2 separate regions of the Homo sapiens genome follow, and region 1 is linked to region 2. The links are chromatin loops, found by intact Hi-C in ENCODE. Cell type or tissue: PC-9. All regions are shown on one strand.

What was found. Peaks named below come from ENCODE experiments on the same cell type or tissue, not always from the same donor. Only the 100,000 strongest peaks of a DNase experiment are listed, where the experiment ranks them.
Region 1: it touches region 2 in a loop (10-fold over the local background); 13 of 110 quality-filtered maps call a loop at or near these places.

Annotation. Positions count from the first base shown.
Region 1 is chr19:44,769,609-44,772,108 of GRCh38, reverse strand. No RefSeq gene overlaps it. Among named protein-coding and RNA genes, the nearest start is that of CBLC, 7.0 kb to the left of the region's middle. In PC-9, CTCF peaks have their summits at 1,037 and 1,243 (motif pointing right); a DNase peak (open chromatin) is centred at 1,398; H3K27ac peaks cover 1,378 bases.
Region 2 is chr19:44,653,556-44,656,055 of GRCh38, reverse strand. PVR (PVR cell adhesion molecule) reads right to left here. Exons shown (of 8, transcript NM_006505.5): 4 at 2,039-2,156. MIR4531 (microRNA 4531) reads left to right here and starts at 2,324; the gene lies at 2,324-2,370. RefSeq lists an enhancer at 1,294-1,353. In PC-9, CTCF peaks have their summits at 1,236 and 1,438 (motif pointing left); a DNase peak (open chromatin) is centred at 1,475; H3K27ac peaks cover 1,495 bases.

The sequences.
Region 1 (2,500 bases), 120 kb before region 2:
GATCGCGCCACTGCACTCCAGCCTGGGCGACGGTGCGAGACTCCATCTCAAAAAAAAAAAAAAAAAAAAAAAAAAGCTACAAGAGAATAATTGTGATGTTCTAAACACAAAGAAAAGATAAACGAGGTGATGGATATCCCAGTTACCCTGATTTCATCATTGCACATTGTATACATGTATCAAAACATCACATGTACCCCCACAATATGTACAACTATGTTATGTCCAAAAATACAAAAAAGGGAGAGTATGTTATGGGTTGTCTAGAGCTGGAAGGGTGTTGAGGGGAAATAGGGAGTGACTACTAATGGGTATGAGGTTTCTTTTTGGGGTGAACAACTGTTTTAAAATAGAATCTGGTGAGGCAGGCATGGTGGCTCACGCCTGTAATCCCAGCACTTTGGGATGCTGAGGCAGGTGGATTGCTTGAGCTCAGGAGTTCGAGACTAGCCTGGGCAACACAGTGAAACCCTGTCTCTACTAAAGTATAAAAAATTAGCCGGGCATGGCGGCATGCACCTGTAATCCTAGCTACTCGGGAGGCTGAGACAGGAGAATGGCATGAACCTGGGAGGCAGAGGTTGCAGTGAGCTGAGACTGAACCATTGCACTCCAGCCTGGGCGACAGAGCTAGACTCCATCTCAAAAAAAAAAAAAAAAAAAAAAGTCTGGTGATAATTGCACTATTTTGTGAATATACTAAAGTCACTGAATTGTACACTTTTTAAAATTTTATTTTTATTTTTATAGAGACGAGGTCTCTCTGTGTTGCCCAGGCTGGTCTTGAACTCCTGAGTTCAAGTAATTCTCCCACCTCGGCCTCCCAAAGTGGTGGGATTACAGGCATGAGCCACTGCGCCCGGCCAGAATTGTACACTTTAAAGAGGTAAATTGTATGGTATACACATTATATCTCAATAAAACAGTTAGGCTGGATGAAAAAGCCAAATACCGCTCATTCTTACTTGTAAGTGGGAGCTAAACGTTGAGTACTCAGGGACATAAAGATGGCAACAATAGAAACTGGGGACTGCTAAAGTGGGGAGGGAAGAAGGGAGGGGGCAAGGGTTGAAAAACTGTTGGGTACTATGCTCAGTACCTGGGTGACGGGATCAGTCGTACCCCAAACCTCAGCATCATGCAATATACCCAGGTAACAAGCCTGCACATGTACTCCCTGAATCTAAAATGAAAGTTGAAAAAAATAAAACGAAATAAAGCTATTGAATAAAAAGTGGAGACCTGAGGATAGCCACAAGAGGGCGCTCTGAGCACAGAGTTACCACCTCCCTTGGGAACGGAGTTTCTCGGCCACGCCTCAAACTATGGCCATACCTTCGAGGCCCTGGCCACGCCTCTGGGACTGTGGTCCCACCCCCAAGGGCCTAGCCCCACCCCTACACCTTAACCACACCCTCAGGTCCTGGTCACACCCTCAAAGCAGTGTCTGAAGCAGCCCATTCACGCCCCCAGCTCCCCAGACTCTGACCACAAATGCATGCACAGACTTAGAGATACTCGGAAACACAGAACCTTAAACCATAGACTTTTCTTTTCTTTTTTTTTTTTTTTGAGACTGAGTCTCGCTCTGTCGCCCAGGCTGGAGTGCAGTAGCGCGAACTCTAGTCACTGCAACCTCCGCCTCCCGGGTTCAAGCGATTCTCGTGCCTCACGCTCCCGAGTAGCTGGTATTACAGGCGCATCTCACCACACCTGGCTAATTTTTTGTATTTTTAGTAGAGACGGAGTTTCACCATGTTGGCCAGGCTGGTCTCGAACTCCTGACTTCAAGTGATCTGCCCGCCTCGGCCTCCCAAAGTGCTGGGATTACAGGCGAGAGCCACCGCGCCTGGCCAAAATCACAGACTCTTAAACCATGACTTTTACTTTGAAATCATTTGTTTTTCTTTTGAAATTATTTTAAAGTTACAGAGAAGTTGCAAGAATAGTTTCAGACATTACGTCCCTTTGCCTCTAAATGCTTCAGTTGCATTTCCAAGTGTAAGGACGTTCTCTTACACCACCACAGTACAGAGGAGCAGTGTACATTTCTCAGTGACAGTAGTATCCAACAGTGCAGCCTGTATGCAAATTGCCAGCTGTCCCCAAACTATCTGTCATAGCAAAAAGTTTTCATCTCTTCGGTTTCCTTCAGTCTGGTACGGTTCCTTGGCCTTTCTTTGTTTTTCATGGAATTGACATTTTTGAAGATTATAGGCTAGTTCTTTTGGAGAAGGTCTCCTTGATTTGGGTTTGTGTGATGTTTCCTTGTGATTAGATTCTGGTGGCAGGAGTGTTACAGAAGTGATGCTGTGTCCTTCTCTGTACATGATATCAGGAGGCACACGATGCTGGTTGTCCCAAGAATGCTGACAGATTTGGTCGGTTGGTTATGGTGAATCATGGAATCCCAGACCTATCGATTCACCAAGTCAGTCTCTTCCATCCCTGGGCCACAGTTTCCCTTTCTATAAAGTAAAAGTCTGGCTTATGTGAAGGT
Region 2 (2,500 bases):
CACTAAAAAAGGGGCCAGGTTAGCCAGGCGTGGTGGTGTGTGCCTGTAGTCCCAGCTATCTGGGAGGCTGAAGCTGGAGGATCGCTTGAGCCCAGGAATTCAAGGCTGCAGTGAGCTGTGATTGTGCCACGGCACTACAGCCTGAGCAACAGAGTGAGGCCCTGCCTCAAAAAAAAAAAAAAAAAAAAAAAAGCAGGAGAGCTGGGGGTGCTCTGAAATGCATAATATGATTGATGGATGAATAGAGGGACTGAAGGAATCACAGAAACGTGATAAAGCAAGCACAGTAAAATGTTAGCAGGGGAATCCACGTGGTGGAATCTTAAGTGTTCACTGGAAAATTCCTATGATTTTTCTGTATGTTTGACAGTCTTCCTAATACAACGTGGGGGAAAATGGAGTTGTGGATCTATGTGCTTTGACATGGAAAGGTATTCACAAGACAGACGAAAAGGTTCAAAATTATATGTACAGCATAATTCCAGTCTTTGTTTAGAAACAGAGAGAAAAAAGACAGGATGTATAATAAGGGGTCACTGGGTATTTCTGGAGGTGGCTGGGTACACTTGAACTATAGGCACTACTTTCTTCTTTTTGCTCATAACTAAATTGTTTGATATTTCTACAGTGGACACAAGTTATTTTTGTAATAAGGAAAAAGACCTAAGGCTGGGCGAGGTGGCTCACGCCTGTAATCCCAGCACTTTAGGAGGCTGAGGTGGGTTGATTGCTTGAGCCCAGGAGTTGCAGACCAGCCTGGGCAATGTGGCAAAACCCTGTCTCTGCAAAAAAAATACAACAAAATTAGCTGAGTGTGGTGGCGTGTGCCTGTAGTCCCAGCTACTCAGGAGGCTGAGGTGGGAGGATCACCTGAGCCCAGGGAGGTCCAGGCTGCAGTGAGCTATGATCACGCCACTGCACTCCAGCCTCGGCAACAGAGCCCCTTCTTTAAAAAAAAAGGGCGGTTCAGTAAAATTATGTAATTTATGTAAAATTATGTATTATAAAATTATGTATTATCTCTTTGCCTTTTTCTTACCTTGCTCTTGATCTCAGCCTCAGTGTGAATCTGGGGAAATCTTATTGCTGTGAGCCTCAACTTTCTCATCTAGACAATGGGGATATATAGTACTTGCTCCATCCAGAGATAACCAAGTAGGTTACACAAGGTGACGGTGAGGTGGTTACAGTCTAGAGTGGGGGTGTCCAATCTTTTGGCTTCCCCGGGCCACATTGGAAGAAGAAGAACTGTCCTGGGCCATACATAAAATACACTAACACTAACAATAGCTAATGAGCTAAAAAAATTCGCAAAAAAAAAGTCTCATAATGTTTTAAGAAAGTTTACAAATGATGTGGCCTGCAGGTTAGACAAGCTTGGCCAAGAGGCGGAGGACCAGCTTTGGAGCCGAGCGCTGATTCAAGGGCCGCTTCTGCCCTCTCGTGGCTGGTCTTTAACCTGGGCAGGGCAACAGCTGCTGACTGTGCACAGCATGGGGTCACATGGGATTCGGGGGAAGTACCGGGCACAGAGCAGGCACACCCCAAAAAGCAGGTGCATCCACCAGCCAGGATTCAACCACCTGCTAAACGCCTCAACCGCAAAACAGAGATGTCAAAACAGAGATGCCCCCCACTGGGGGCCCGAAGTCAACCTCCTCTTTTTCTCTTTTCTGAATCTCCCTCCTCTCTTAGACCAGGAGTCCAGGCCCCAGTCTGTCCTGCCTCAGACCCAGGGGTCCAGGCTCCCAGCTTCTCCTCCCTCAGACCCAGGGGTCCAGACCCCCCAGCCCCTCCTCCCTCAGACCCAGGGGTCCAGGCCCAGCCCCTCCTCTCTCAGTCCCAGGGGTCCAGACCCCCAGCCCCTCTTCCCTCAGACCCAGGAGTCCGGGCTCCCAGCCTCTCGTCCCTCAGACCCAGGGGTCCGGGCCCCCAGCCCCTTCTCCCTCAGTCCCAGGAGTCCAGGCCCCCAGCCCCTCCTCCCTCAGTGCTAGAAATCCAGACCCCCAGCCCCTCCTCCCTGAGACCCAGGACTCACGTGCTCCAATTATAGCCTGTGGGCTCTGGGTTGCTGCGAGCATCGCAGGTCAGGGTGGCCTCATTCTGGCCAAGGTACCAGTTGTTATCATAGCCAGAGATGGATACCTCTGGGGGGTCTGCAGGAAATGGATACAGAGGTTCAGAGACTGGGAGGCTTTGGGGGGCCTGGGGCTACGCGGGATTCACGACACTGCAGGAAAAGGCCCGGGGATATTTGGAAAACAGCGGGAGCTGGAGAGGCCTAGGAGGAGTCTAGGTAGATGGGGTGCCACAGAGAGCAGAAGCCTAGGAGTCCTTGGTCAGTGGGGACATGGAGAAGGCTTCTGAGGAGCTGCTTTTCTCCACTAGCTTTCCTGGGTAGCCTGGACCAGGCATGTCTTGGGTGTCCTGCAGGAAAATGCCTCCTCCTTTTCTCACTCATAGGCAATGACCACTCACAACACACAGCAGTGTATTCAAG